2 separate regions of the Homo sapiens genome follow, and region 2 is linked to region 1. A link is a loop called in an ENCODE intact Hi-C map of the cell type or tissue named here. Cell type or tissue: CD4-positive, alpha-beta T cell. All regions are shown on one strand.

What was found. Peaks named below come from ENCODE experiments on the same cell type or tissue, not always from the same donor. Only the 100,000 strongest peaks of a DNase experiment are listed, where the experiment ranks them.
Region 2: a loop joins it to region 1, with 5 times the contacts of the local background. A loop is called at or near these places in 4 of 110 quality-filtered maps.

Annotation. Positions count from the first base shown.
Region 1 is chr10:62,180,086-62,188,085 of GRCh38, forward strand. It overlaps a transcript of RTKN2 not described here. Among named protein-coding and RNA genes, the nearest start is that of LINC02621, 75 kb to the right of the region's middle. RefSeq lists an enhancer at 400-569. In CD4-positive, alpha-beta T cell, no CTCF peak of the experiment used is centred here; a DNase peak (open chromatin) is centred at 3,516; H3K4me3 peaks cover 710 bases; H3K27ac peaks cover 2,478 bases.
Region 2 is chr10:61,989,825-61,997,824 of GRCh38, forward strand. The region is part of intron 3 of ARID5B (AT-rich interaction domain 5B); the gene reads left to right. Among named protein-coding and RNA genes, the nearest start is that of ARID5B, 92 kb to the left of the region's middle. In CD4-positive, alpha-beta T cell, no CTCF peak of the experiment used is centred here; DNase peaks (open chromatin) are centred at 2,417, 3,057, 3,957 and 4,507; H3K4me3 peaks cover 770 bases; H3K27ac peaks cover 2,128 bases.

The DNA of each region.
Region 1 (8,000 bases):
AGCATTCAATAAGTAAAAGCTAATTGTTGTTGTAGATGCCTTTAGGAAACTCTCTTTAAGATACTATGTAGAGTGAAAAAAGAGAGAACAAAATAGAATGAATCTTAAGGCCTCAATCATGCCTAGACATTTTCTAACTACTACCAAAGGAACTGTTAACATCAGGGTAAAATGAAACTCTTTTCCTTCTACAACTTTCTGTGTTGTATAAAATTTTACCATGCGCCTGTGTTACTTTATACTTAAAAGGACAATGATTTGGCTTATTAAAAGGTTGATTTAATGTCTCAAAAAGAAAAGGTTTGAAGACAATGTCTGTGAAACTGGTTTTCCTGAGATATATTGCCAAATGTTCTCTGCATCCTGGCCAGCCTGGGAAGCTGGCCCTGCAAGGCAGCATGCCCATGGCCACTAATTTCTCTTATTACTGCCATAGTTAGGTTCCATATCCTATTTTTTCATGGCACTGGAAAGAAACATGGATCCACTAGTAATGTTCTCTTCATTATGTTCTCTCTCTCTTTCATTCATATATTCATTCATTCAACAGATGTTTACCAAGCACCTACCTCGTTCTGAGCACTACAGCAGGCACCAGGGATGCAGCAGGCAAAAAAATAAAACAAAAACGATAAAAAATCTTTATCCTCGTGGAGCTTGCATTATAGTATAGGAATATTTCAAGAATCTATTGCTGCTTAACGAACTATTCCAAAACATAGTGTCCTCAAACAACAACCTTTATTTCATCACAATTCTATGAGTCAGGAATTCAGGGCTCAGCTTGGCAGTTCTTCTGTTCCATCTAGTATTGACTGGATCTCTTCCTTGACTCCCTTCAGCTGATGGGTGATGTTGGCACAGACGGTTCCAGAAGGCTTTAGTCACATGTCCAGAGCTTTGGTACATGGCCTCTTCTTCACCTGGCTAGTTTGGGCCCCCTTACAGCATGGTGGTCTCAGGGCATTTGTTCTTCTAATATGGCTGTGAACTTCCAAGAGGAGGCACCCCAAGGATGGAAGGCAGAAGCCCAGATTCAAGTGAGGGCAAAATAGGCTCCATTTCTTGATGGAGAATGACAATGTCACATTAGAAAACAACATGTGGGATGAAAGTTAATGTTGTAGTCATCTTTAGAAACATAATCTACCTTAGAGAGACAGACAACTAAAAAGACAAATGAGTAAAAATGAATTTTAAGGAGAAAACAAAAGCAGGAAAGGGAATACAGAGTGAGTTTGGGGATGGAGTTGCAATTTTAAGAGGGGCTAGAGAAGGACTGATTGAGAAAGTTACATTTAAATTAAGACTTGAGGCCGGGCGTGGTGGCTCACGCCTGTAATCCCAGCACTTTGGGAGGCTGAGGAGGGCGGATCACGAGGTCAGGAGATCGAGACCATCCTGGCTAACACGGTGAAACCCCGTCTCTACTAAAAATACAAAAAATCAGCCGGGCACGGTGGTGGGCGCCTGTAATCCCAGCTACTTGGGAGGCTGAGGCAAAAGAATGGCGAGAACCTGGGAGGCGGAGCTTGCAGTGAGTGGGGATACCGCCACAGCAGTCTGGCCTGGGCGAAAGAGTGAGACTTCGTCTCAAAAAAAAAAAAAAAAAAAAAAAAAAAGACTTGAATGAAGTGATGATAGTTGGTGTAAGAGCATTCCAGGAAGAGGAAACAGCAAGTGCAAGGCCCTGAGGCAAGAGCATGCCAGGCATGTTCAGGACAGCGCAAAAGCCAGTATATGTGGAACAAAGAGAGTGAAGTTTCTCTAGAGTAGCAGGAGATTAAGTCATATAGGTAATGGGGTCAGCAGACTGTGGACAGTCTTTTACTTCAGCTTTTACTCTGAATTAACTGGGGAGCATTTGAATGTTTTTTGCGCATGGAAGGTATACGACCTGACTTGTGTTTTCACAGGATCCTTCTGTCTGCTATCCTGAGTATAGACAGTAGAAAGCTATGTAGTAGTAGGGAGACCAGTTAGAAGGCTATTGTAATAATTCAGGCAACAGATGCTAGTGGCTTGAGTTAGGGTGGAAGCAATGGAGATGGTGATAAGTGGTTGGATTCTGGAGATATTTTTAACATATACTCAATAAGATTTGCTGGTGAATTAGATAGATGGTGTTTTGGATAGAGAGGAACCAAAGATGACTTAAAGGTTTTGACCTGAGCAACTGGAAGGATCGAGTTGGTGTTTACTAGATGAATAAAACTGTGAGAAGGTCAGAATTGGAACAGAATAGCAGAAGATCTTTTTAAAGTTTGAAATGACTACTATGCTTCCAAGTGCAGCAATTTAATAGGAGCTGCAACACACAAGTTAAGTCCTCACTTAACGTCATCAGTAGGTACTTGGAAACTTCAGCTTTAAGGAAACACACAATGGAACCAAATTACTGCAGGCTAATTGATATAAACAAGAGCTAAGTTCCTATGGCATATTTCTGGTCACAAAAACATCACCAAACTTCTAAAGAGTAAAACACTTCTAATATTAAACACTGAAATAAATGCGAACTATATATACTTTTAAGAAAGATTAATAAAAACAAGATAATTATTACCCAATTATTCCAGATGAGGGTTGAGGGTGGCCAGAGTCCACCCCAGCAGCTCAGGGTGCAAAGCGGAAGCCACCCTGGCCAGGACGCCATACCCTAGCAGGGGGCACCTCACACACACACCCACACAGGCTGGGACAATGTAGACACACCAATTCACCTGACATGCACATCTTTGGGATGTGGGAGGAAACCAGAATACCCAGAGAAAACCCACACAGACATGGGGAGAACATGGGAACTCCACACAGACAGGGGCCCCGGGCAGAAATCAATTTTTTTCCAATCAACAGTATAATGAAATGACACTGAATGGAATGATGTTATTTGAGGACCAACTGTCATTGCGTGTATGTATACATGTACACATTTTTATTTTACTTTTTATTAAGTCTTTATTATGTTATTATTTATTTATTTCAATAGGTTTTTGGGGGACCACATGGTGTTTGGTTACATGAGTAAGTTCTTTAGTGGTGATTTCTGAGATTTTGGTGCACCCATCACCCACATGCACACATTTCTAAATGCATAAAAAATTTTTGGAAATATACATTAAAAATTATTAACAGTGGTTACCTCTGGGTAATAGGAATCTTTGGAAACTGGCACTGGAATGTTAGAGGAGGAAGTAATATATGTTTTTGTTTTTTGATACCTTTCTGTATCATGTATGTACGTATATATGTATTACTATGTTCTATGTTACTTTTATGATTAAAAATTACTTAAAATTCTTGTGGTTGGTGAAATGAACCAAGTCACTGCAAACAGAAGTCTTACTAGGAAAGTCCACATTGGATCAGGGGTTTATAAGGTCCTTTCAAGCTCTGACATTGATTTCTGCAACTGGGTGTTAACTGGTAAGTCTCCCCGTCATTTCCTCCATAGGCTTCTGTGAAATTTGGTGTGTGAACAGCCTCTCTAATTCATCTGCTTCATCTTGAAAACAGTACCAAGAGCTCTCGGTGCTTAAATACCTCACAGGAAATTTGAGGTTGGATGAGATAAGGTGTTCAAATACTTTGAGTTACCACAAACACAGGTGCTCATGTAGGCACAATATTATGAGTCCTGGAATATTAACAGACCTAGTAAAAAGAAGCTGTTTCTGCCTTTTGATCACATAGGCATTTTGATACTCATGAACTCCATTTAGTCTGCGGTGGAATGAGTGTTTCTCCACAAACAGTATTAATTTTAGCATTTTTGTTCATGCCTTCTGTCAAACAAGATTTCTTCAGCCTTTGATTTTTATCAAGATTCACTTTATTCTTCAAAGCATTTAATTCAAGGTTCACTCCATCAGTGGGTGGATTAGTTGAGTAACTGAAATACCAGTGTTGAATGCCATAGTAGTTATAATATTTCTCTTCACAGGAGATATATTTACCAAAGTCATGTACTAATGAACAATGAAGTGACTGTCCAAATAGCAGACACCTGGTAAACACTGAATGGAAAATAAACATGGACAGCTCTACAAAATGTTTACTCAATGACTCTTAAATATTCTTCTAAGGTCACTATTATGTGTCAGGTGCCGTACTGGGTGCTAGGAATACAGGAAGGAGACGCGTTGTCTTTTCCCTCATGAAGCTTACATTCTACTAGAGAAATGTCACATTGTATTTTAAATTTTTCACACTGGTTCTAATGAAGTATTTGAGAAGCTATGTGAAGAGGAATTTGGAAGTTGCTGGCAGTTTCTGGAGATTATGTAGTTGATTACTATTATTCTGAAAAACAAAAAAAATCACCTTTAGTCACCCACAGAGGTAAAGAGAAAACCAGAAAGTCACCACCAATCAGAATCACAAAAGGCAGTCAGTGGAAAAGATTGCAAGTTTCAGGAAAAATGAGTTGTCTTAATATGTAAAAAAGCCTTTCTTAGAACTGGAACTTACAAGAAATGGGCTGAAAATTCTAAAAGCAAACAACCTTAAAGAATAATGTCAAACAGAGGCTGGATATTCATGAATATGATTGGTTGGGAGCATGGCTTCCGCCTACAGAAAGAGGTTGAAGTAGATTACCTCTGAGGAGCCTTCCTAGTCTAATTGAATAAGTACTGCAGTTATGAAATTATATTTTCTCTAGAGAACCCTTTCTCAACAACCAAATAACCCAAGTCGCTAATATTCTATTTATATTTTATAATTTCTTAACCAAGATCTCAAATAAGAACTAAGTAAAGAAAAAAACAGGCCTTGTTAGTTACTGAAGAGTAAATAGAAGTATAGTTTTCACTAGACAGTCTTGCCTGAAGCTCAATTAGAAATCTTACCATTCACTGGTAAAACATCTGCCAAAGTTAACAGGTAAACCACTAATTGGTAAGCGGTCACTCCAGGGCCCCTGCCATCATCACCATCCCCAACTCCCAGGAAATCTTGCAAAAAATTTTCCCATTGTTCTGCCTCCCTTTTCTAACTAATTTGCCAGCCAAATTTCTGTTTTCAGTACTAACTTTAGATGACTCTCCTCTCATGACAGCTTGACTTGTCACTCCTTATTTCTATAATCTATCAAAAATAGGACCTCCACAGTTAAAAAAAAAAAAACCCTCATAATTTGTATGGCAGATCCTCCAAGTTGACTGGTACTCAGGCACCAAGTCAGTCCCAAACTAAGGAATATTGATTGCATCAGTTCTTCCAGCTTTGATTCAAAGATTGCTTTTGGCAGGCTGGGCACGGTGGCTCAGGCCTGTAATCCCAGTGCTTTGGGTGGCCGAAGTGGGCAGATCATGAGGTCAGGAGTTCGAGACCAGCCTGGCCAAGTTGGTGAAACCCCGTCTCTACTAAAAATACAAAAATTAGCTGGGTGTGGTGGCGGGCACCTGTAATCCCAGCTACTCAGGAGGCTGAGGCAGGAGAACCGCTTGAACCCGGGAGGTGGAGGTTGCAGTAGTGAATGGAGATCGTGCCACTGCACTCCAGCCTGGCAACAGAGCAAGACTCCGTCTCAAAAAAAAAAGATTGCTTTTAGCAAAGACATTGACTCAGTTTCAAATCATGGTGAGACATCAAAGGAAAAAATTCTTGGTTTGGTTCCTTTAGGAAGAGACCCGGTTAACCTGACATCTGAATTCATGGCACAGTTACATGTGACTGCTGACTCCTCACCTTGCAGCCACCCCAATTTGGGGAGTCTCCAAAACAGTATATCAGGTGCTTCTTGTGCCCAGAACAACCTCTGGGGTTGGGATAATAGTAATAGCCACAGTAGCTAACATGTATTGATTATTTGCTGTTTTCTTGGAATTTTACGGTTTTATATATAACCTCTTATTGAATTCTTGCAGTGGTCCTATGATTACCATTTTACAGGGCCTGGGCCTTAGAAGAGTTAAGTTGAACTGCCAAAGGCCAGTCGGTGAAAGTAGCAAGGCTAGGATTTGAACCCAGGACAGTGTGCTTTCAGCACTGCAATGGCTGGAGACTGTATGGTGTGGGCCGTGGGAGGGAGCTGGGCTATCGTGCCTTTGCCTTTGTTTGCTCCATGCCTTGGCTCCCCTGCCCTGGAGCTCTCAGTCTTGCATATTCTTAACGTATATGCTTTCATTTCATCTTGTTTTGTTTTACATTAGGGGCATTTTTTACAATTCAGCTAATGTTTCTACTTAATGCATTCAGAGAGTGAGAAGTTCCAAAAAAGTTTCCTTTCTGTATATGTAGTTAGGTTTTGCTAAAGAAAGGTGAGTTAAACTGGTGATTTACTAAAAATAAGATTGATGAGGGAACCTTATCTCGTTTTGAAGATGACAAATATGGAGACTTTTCAACCACGGAGGAAGACAGAACGCAGTAGCGGAATGAAAAGGAGATTAAAGCAATAAGGAAAGTAGCTTTCTGCCCCTTGACAGAAGACGTGTGTCCTATAGAGAAGCTTCTCAGAGTGCTGGGGTGGGGGTGGGGTAGAGGCATGGTGGGAGGCCAAGTGCTCCTCAACCCCTTCCCGCTCTCAAGTAGTTCCACTTGGCTCTGTCTTATGTATTAAAAGTCTACATAAACTATTGTTTGGAAATACAATTCTGCTGCTAAAAGTATGACATTGTACAATGGTTATTTTACTGCTGGTTACTGGTCAGAAAAACATTTTTTTTTTCTGACACTGGAACTAAACCCTATGAATAAATCCAACTAATTTCATCCTCCATCCTCAGATGCCCAGGCAACTAGCAGAGTCCTGTATATGATGAGGACTAGCAATAAGTTGGTTGAGTACATTTTTCCCAAAATATTTTATTAATAGTACAAGTTATTGATTGCGTCCCAGGAAGTTTATGGCAAAAAAATTAAACATACTATTTTCACTGGTGTTGATAAGACTTGTGGTTCATTTAGTCCAAAGCTTTCTGGGTTCTCCACCCTAAGCATTTTATTTTAGTAATTGATCTGGGTTGAAATCGGTCTAAAGTGGAATTATTATCTCCAAATTATTCCAAAGTTTTACTAAACTTAATTTCTTGGGCTGCTTTGCTGCCTAATACAACAAAGATGTTGAAGTATACCAGGCACACTATTCTGATTTCCCAGATAACCTTTGAGTGACTGATTCAGAGATGACGGCAGCTTTGTTCTTGTAAGTGACTATTTAAGGAACACTTTTGGCATCACAAATCACAAAAAAAAAAAAAAGAAAAAACATAGGGAAAAAGTTCAGTTGAATAGTCCTCAGAGGGAAGCAGAAATCAGGGACTCCATTCAAAGTCCTTGGACACATGTAAATGAGGTTTGCCTGAAGCCCCTAAAGTTTCCTCCCTTCAATCTGTTCACCCCTCTGTGTCACCCTTCAGAGCCCTCAGGCCTCTCCTTTCCTTTTGTGTACTGAAGAGAATTACACACATTCAGTCACCTTAAGATGTCACAGGTGGATGCAATTTAATGTGTCACCCTCCCCTTGCAAAAGAGCTGCTAGGCAAGAAAAATCAAGTCAATAGTGTCACATTAGTGACCTGGATATATGTGAACCACTTTTTTTTCCTTTTTAGAAATTTTTAAATCAAGTCAGGTGAGGTGTGATTCTCTCAGCATACTTATATTGACAAAGCATGCCTAAAAAACTGGCCTGTGCCCTCGGTGAACTTAACGTGTAGTGGTGGCATTTACAGGCTGCTTTTCTTCTTCTAGATACAATTTATGAGGATGCTCCCCAATACTATCTGTAGCTATCCCTGCCCCAACTACTCAGAGAGAATCTGTCAGAGATGTGATCTGAATCCACTAAAGCCCATATGGCAAATTTCTTCAGCATACCAGAAAAAAAGCAAACTTTAGACTGACATTCAAGGCCATCCATGATCTGACCACATCTGCCTTATTAACCTTATTTCTCAGTAATCCCTAACCATATACAAATGAAACAGTTTCAAGTTTTTAGGTAGACCCTATATTTTCATGCTTTTTAAGGTATCAATTACAATGGAAACAAC
Region 2 (8,000 bases), 190 kb before region 1:
AAAGGGAAAGATCAAAAGGCTATGGCTTGAGGTTCCTTGATAGATCAATAAGGAAGCATCTCCAAAACCAATACTTTGATTTGACTCTTTAGTGCTCATAATAGGACTAGGGATGGAGGATGGGTGAAGAAGGAGATGGGCTGTTCTGATTGCTGGCTCATTCTTGGGCAGATGCATTAGGGAGTGGAGTAGTATCTAAGTTGAAGATCTGCCCCATCCCTATGTAGGTTCCCTTTAAAAAGTCTTCTCGTACCCTCAAAGGAGAGATTCACCATTTTGAAGACCACTGATTTAAGATGAGTCACTGACAGAGGCAAGAGGCCTTTTCCCTTCTTTCCTTGTTGAGCTGCCCCAGAAGCCCTGCGGTAAGGTGAAGGAAAACAATGCAACCTATAAAAGTGCTCTTGACACAGATGTTAGCTCCCAGAAGTCAGTGCAGTTGCAGAGGTGGCTCAGCACTTAGAGCATGGTGGACAAACTCCTCAAGTGGCGAGATTATTTTATTTTTTAAAGTCACTAAAATGAGATGACTGCCTAACCACATGACCCTTTGTCTAAAAAAGGCCTGCCAGGCAGTGGCTACAGTCATGTTGGGCAGATAACCTTCTCCAGATTCCTTCAGCCTTTTAGGAAGTGTCATTGGTTCAGAGCCTGTGGTGAACTAATGAAATGACTGCTCTTATCCTTTGGAAGAAGGCTCAGATGTTTACTGCAACACTGTCTGTAGGCAATTACATTTGTCAGCACTCTCAAAGGTCTAGGAGGGATACCAAAGAATTAGGACACCGATTCTGTGCCCTCCAGGATATATTCTAGTTGTGGATTGGAGAGACACCACTTTTCCTCCCCAGAGCAACCAAGCATGCATCTACACAGAAAATATAACCCTTCCCAGATGTTCCCCTCTTTGTCATTGTTGTGTAAAATAGACATAACATAAAATTTATTATTTTAACCATTTTTAAGTGCACAATTCAGTGGCATTAAGTACATTCACAATATTGTGTAACTGTCACCACTATCTATTTCTAGAACTTTTTCACCATTCCTAACAAAAACTTTGTATGCATTAAGCAATAGCTCTCCATTCCTTCCAACCCTCCTAGACCCCCTGCACCTAGCAACTTCTATTCTATTTTCTGTCTCTATGAGTCACCCTGTTTTGTGATTCCACTTTTAAATACCTCGTATAAGTGGAATCACAATATTTATCCTGTACACACACACACACACACACACACACACACACCAAATTTTGTTATCTGTTCATCTATTGAGGAACTATTGGGTTGTTTCTACCTTTTGGCTATTTTGTGATAATGCTACAATCAACATTGGTATGTAAATAACTGTTTTTGAGTCCTTGTTTTTAATTCTTTGGAGTATATACCTAGGAGTGGAATTATCACATGGCAATTCTGTATATAAATTTTTAAGGAAGTCCCATACTTTTTCATCATGGCTGCACCATTTTACATTCCCACCAACAATGCACAGGGGTTCCTATTTCTCCACATCCTTGCCAACACTTGGGATTTTTTTCTTTTCATTTTTATAATAGTCATCCTACTGGGTGTGAAGTAATATCTCACTGTGGTTTTGCTTTACATTTCCCTAATGAAGAGCATTTTTTAAGATGCCATTTATATATATTCTTTGGAGAATCATCAAAGTCCTTTGCCATTTTTAAATTGGTTTGTCTTTTTGTTACTGAGTTGCAGGAGTTCTTTATGTATTCTAGTTATTAATCCCTTATCAGGTATATGCTTTGCAAATATTTTCCCCCTCTCCAAGACTGTCTTTTCACTTTATTGATAGTGTCCATTGATGCACAAAAGCTTTTAATTTTGATGAAGTCCAGTTGTCTATTGTTTGTTGTTTTCTTATGTGCTTTTGGTATTATGGTTAAAAAATCATTGTGGAGGCCAGGCACGGTGGCTCACGCCTGTAATCCCAGCACTTTGGGAGGCTGAGGTGGGCGGATCACCTGAAGTCGGGAGTTCGAGACCAGCTTAAATACCATGGAGAAACCCTGTCTCTACTAAAAATACAAAAAAATTAGCTGGGTGTGGTGGCGCATACCTGTAATCCCAGCTACTGGGGAGGCTGAGGTAGGAGAATCGCTTGAACCCAGGAGGTGGAGGTTGCGGTGAGCTGAGATCACGCTATGGCACTCCAGCCTGGGCAACAATAGCGAAACTCTGTCTCAAAAAAAAAAAAAGTGAATGGCTGACTCTAGCCAAAGTTTAACCCATGTGACGGGGAAGCAAGTTAAGGTAAGTCAGGCCCCATAGAATAACACCTCATATGTGGTAACAACTTTACCTACATGTCAATCTGGCCATGAAGTCTCACCTGTTGCATAATCCCTGTCTAGTGTGACATTTAAATTTAAATGTGGCTAAGATGAACCCTATGGCAATAAGCTGCAAAATTCTCAAGATAAAAAGTGGCTCCCGGTCGTGGCTTAGAATTCAGTGACCCTTTGGGACAACCTTGGAGGTGGAGTTGGCTTTCTTCCCACTGCGTTCATTTGTTACTCAGAGTGGTAGCAGTGTTTGGTTATAGTTTAGTTTTGTGATGTTTTTTTTCTTGAGTGATGAAGCAATAGTGAGGGCAAAAGCTGATAGTAACATTTTGATACATATTTTTGTATTTGTCTATGCCTCTATTTTAAGTGGTTTGCTTTTGAAAACAGCTGGTTCAAACCCTTGGTTTTGGGTTTGAAATATTCTTTGTTTTGTTTGCATCCATGTACTGATATATTTTTCCCACATTTACTTTTTTTTAAGTTCTCCAGTGATGTTTTCGTTGCCTATCCTGGGAAGATCTGTGTTTCCATTTAGCAAAACAAATGGCAAGCTGGGGACCATTTAAAGTAGTTTTTTTTTAGTTAATAAAGCCAAGCCAATCTCCTTGTTCTGTTATGTTAAAAGTACATTATCTTTTTATTGCCAGTTCTGTATGGCTAGTTCTGTTTTCTGTCTCAGCAATCTCAGGGCTGCCCCACTTGCTTACTGTGTCGAGAATTACAAAATCATTAAGGGTGGGGCAGCACCAGCTGACTTACAGTACAAACCATTTCTCAAAATAACCACAACAGTGCAATACTGATGTGTAATTTACGTCACAGTTTGTTTTTATGAAATAGTTTGTGGCATTTTCATTTCTATTCCGGATGGAATCTTGTTCTCTTTCCCTTTTAATCAGGCATTTAATTTATTTTTATTATTAATATTTTCCACTCCTTGTTTTGGCATGCCTCCAATTTAACAGCTTTGATGAGGAAGGGAGATACACACACACACACACACACACACACACACGCACACACAACTGATCTTCCCTGACTCCAACTCTTCAACATCAGTTTAACTGCAAATGTGTTTTCCCCTTTGATGTGTACTAACTTTGGGTACTAAGTTTACTACCTTAAGAGAGATTGAAAAATACGGCAGGACACAGTACACATTTACATAGAGCTATAACCACGAATTGATAAAGTTGATGTACAACTTTGGAATTTTAAACACTTTCAACCAATTCAAGCTATTTAGTCATATGCTCTGCTGCATTTTCCTTTTACAAATGTCTTTCTGTATAATGTCCTGTAATTAGAACAGGAAATCATTGAGTAACTGCAAGATGAATAAGAGCACTTAGACTGAAAGGAAAATTACCTTCCGAGAAATTATATTCTCTTTTTTTTTCTTCATGTTACAATGTTGGTAATGATAGTAACAGCTGTAGCTACTCTTATCTGTAGAATTTTCATGCTTAGGTTTTCTGGAATAAAAATTTCATTTTCAGTAATAATAAAAAATGCATGGACAGAAAATAGGAAATGCCTAATTGTGACAAATATTCGGTGTCACAACAGAGCAGCAATTAAATGGAAACTTCAATATAATTGTCAATAGCAGTAAGAATTGGAATAGCGCCAGGTATATAAAGTTGATGCTTTGCCGTTGGTTGGTTGCTAGGAGCACAGTGAAAAGTATAAAGCTTTGAGAAAAGAATGTCTAATGTAATAAAGTAACAGGAGGAAGCATAAATCATTGTGAGAACCTCACATATTGACATTATTTTGCTTAAATTGTTTCAAAACTAGACATCAAGCTTTATAACGTGAGCACATTCATATTTCCTTTAAAAAAAAAAGGAGAAAGAAAACTGTATGTTGTCTTTGAAGCACAAGGGACATTGTGTCTCAAACTTAGCCTTCATACATATTTGGAATCTTTTAAGTGAAAATCTTTAAATGTTTGTTTCTATTGGCATCCAAATGCATTTGCCCTAATACGATTAAGAGAACTAAAGGGCAAAATACTTGGCAGATTTTTCAGTTGAGGTAATTAGGTGCAGGAAGGAACATGCATATTTTTTCCACTAGGCTCTATAAAATCCTGGGGCGAAGGTTTTTTTTTAAAAGATTTTTTTTAAAAAACTTACTGATGTTAGAAGTAGATTATAGTGGTTTTCAGTAAGCATAATAGTGTGATGTTTCCGAAACAAGCCTCCCCTCACCCCAAGAATGAAAAAGAAAGTTACATTTCTAAATTGTTGTGTAAGAGATAAAAGCAAATTTCTCCTCTGGAATTTATGTTTTCAGCCTCCGTGCATTTGGCCGCCATTATCTATTTTCAAAAAATAGCATTATGGATATTTGAAAGTCAATGCTCCATTAATTCATTGTGTTTGCTATTTCATGCATCTCTCTTTGTACAAAGACAACTTGAGCAACCTGCTATTCAGAATGAAGGCCTGCTCTTACCCTTTCTCCCCGACTCCTTCCCCACCCCCAGCCCAACTCTGAGGATTAAAGCAATGGTATACAGTTACTGTTTGAAAAGCTTGGGTGGAGTCTCATGTTATAATTACAGTTTCGCTATGGAATTCTGTTTCGGACTTTGAAATATATAAATAAGTAAAAAATTGACATTGAGAGAGGTTAACAAAACGTGTAATTAAGAGTCATTTTGGTTGAGCATTACAAGCAGTGTACTTTAGGTATTAACTTTTAATAGGCAAAGTTCTTTTTATTGAAGTTGAAATGAGGTTTAGTAATGTTGGGTCTCTTATTCCCTTTGAATGTTTCATTTTAAAATAGGCATTCACTTTTTTTTGGTATAGGAGAAATTCAGGAATGGGATGACATTTTAATAGAATATCATAATTATGGTTTAAAATTTCAGTCTTGGTTACTAGCAATTTATTACAGATCATTTTCTGTTGACTGAAGTCAAGTAACGTATATGTAACCCAACCAGCTACAACCAACTAGAGTGTGTTAGAAGAATACTCCTAGGGGTACTTTGATTTCTTTTTCTCTATGGGTGTGGTTGAAAGAAAATCTGTGTTCCAGGAACACTTTGTTTGTCTTTTACAAAACAAATGTGCAATTTATTCATTCTTAGATTTATCTGCTTTCCCTATTATGAATTGGAAGGGTGAAAATATCTTACACAGCATTTATTGGCAGCCCTTGTTTCATGGGTAACTTTGCACAGGAGTGTTTACTTATGTGTATATGAAATGCGTGGGCAAGAAAGAAGTAGCCGAGGAATTTAAATAATTCTTGAAAGGACTATTTGGCTTTATTTGTTTCCTGGTGTACTAGGGCAAAATAAAATATGCCGACCATTGAACACTTTAGTATTTTTATAGCTGTATCAGAAGGAAGTTAATTTAATGCAAAGGCTTAGGAGGCAGTTTTAGGATCACAGAATTTTAGATCTGGAAATCTCTCCCCAAACTCAAAATTTTATACTCTGTTATACACACCTTTCATATAAAGTTGACCATATTTTGTCTTGAGGAAAAAAAAAAATGTTTTCACCAATAAAATAAACTGCAAAGAAGAGACCTGGACCCAGACTGTTTTACTCAGTGAAACTTCAACCTAGCTTCAACCTTGGCTTTTCCAGGTCCCACTTTGACTCTGTATCTTTCCCTTTTACTTTTCACTTAGAATGCTTTGTAAACTTTCCTAGGAGTCCTCAAGGTCTCGTGGGCTTTCTCCAGTTTGGTAAATATTAAAGGCAACTCCTCTGGGGATGTCTAATTGCAAGGTTGGAAATCTGCCTCTGTCCAAACAATGCCAAAATTCTGGTCCAAACGGGAGGTTCTGTTCATAAGCAACAAAGTTATCATTTGTGTTTTGCCCCACCAAGCATTGCCACAATAGACCAAGCCCCAGCTGTGCCTGTAGCCTCTTAGTGTGTGGAAGGAGGTTGATGAAAGGTAGGGGTTCTAGGCTGGCAACACATAGAGTTGGGACTATTTCCTATCACATGCATAGAAAGTAGAAAGTTAATGTACATGAATGATGTATCAATAATGTTAAATCATTACAGTGGAAATTGCAGTGTTCCAAAATAATAAGTAACAAGCTAACCTAAGGAGAGTAGAATTCTGGCTTCCAACTGGCTGAATTCTACAGTCTTACATCAAACAGAAGTCTTATATTTGACTTGATCAAAGGCCACCATCCTCGTCCCTAATAGTGTAAACCAGTTAAATCTCTGTTATTATTATTACTATTATTATTTGAGACATTTTATCCTAATGAAAAGTCCACCAAACTGGGAGTTCAAAGATTGGGTTATAAGTCCCAGCTACTCAGGAGGCAGAGGTAGGAGGATTGCTTGGGCCCAGGAGTTTTGGGTCCAGCCTGAAGAACAGAGAGAGGCCCATCTCTTAAAGAAAAAAAAGGATTGGGTGGTTATAGTCTCAAATTGGGGAATATTAACAACTAGTAATGCCACTAATAAGGTTGTTGTGAGGAACAAAAGAGACGTGAAAACACTATATAAAAAACCTTTGTGAATTTTAGTGTTTTATTATCAGTACTGGAAATAGCATTAATACTTGCTTTCTAAATGGGGAAACAGTCTCTCTGTTTCTCGTATTTTTAGTTAAGAGGGCTTTTAAAATTTGCTGTCTTCTGTGATATCTGTAACAATCCTGCAAAAGTGGCAGAGAGAAGAGATTTTGCTTCTTTGTTCTATGTACTGGGGGGTTAGGAGAGAAATAAGAATTTTTTAAAAGTCTGACAACTGAAAAAAAAAAATATATATATATATATATTTCAAAATCCAAACTAACAACCTTACTTTAAGTCTTCGCAAAAAAGTAAACTCAGAGTTACTGGTTTCAAAGTTTAGTGTGCATGAGCTATTTGGGATGCTTGTTGAAAAGGTAAATTCCTAGACCCCAGCCTTAGAGATGCTGAGTCACTGGTTCTCGATGGCACAGTATCTGATTCTGATGCAGACAGTCCCAGGACCACTATTAGCAACACTGTCTCCAGGATGCACGGACAGTTGTAGGAGTTGAGAGTAGGGGGAACTTGCTGTTTTTCTTCCAACAGAAAGAGAAGGATTCATGACTTGGCTAGTGTTTTGGGTACTGCGTGATCTAAATGTTTTGAACTAGGATGAGGTGGAGAGAAAAAAAAAAGAGGTCATTTCTAGGCACAGAAGATTGCCAGGGAGCCGACTCCATCCAGAACAGAGAATTGGGAAGCAGTTAGAGATGGCATCATCATGAAAAATGGTTAGAGAAAAAAAAAAGGAGAATGAAGGGATATGAAGGAAGTGAAGTGGTCCCAAGAGTCCAGGTGACATCTTCCATGAAACTTACTCTGAAGCAACTGTTCATTTATACTCCTTCAACCTGAGAGCACACACATTTTTCTCCATTTTATTTCAAGAATACTTGGAGAAATTGATGCACCTTTACCCCTATCATAGAAAGCTAATTGCACAACCAAGATAGAATTTTAGAATCAACAGGTATTTACAGGCACAGTATTTACTATGTATGGGAGATGGTGTTAAGTGCTATGAGGGGTAGTCCTGGCACTTAATGGTTATATGCCTCTCTCTCATTAACAATGTCTTAGACAAATCGAGTATAATACAAATCGAGTGTAATAATACAATTGACACATTGGGGGCTGCTTCTTGAAATAGCACTTAAAAACTCTGGAGAAACGA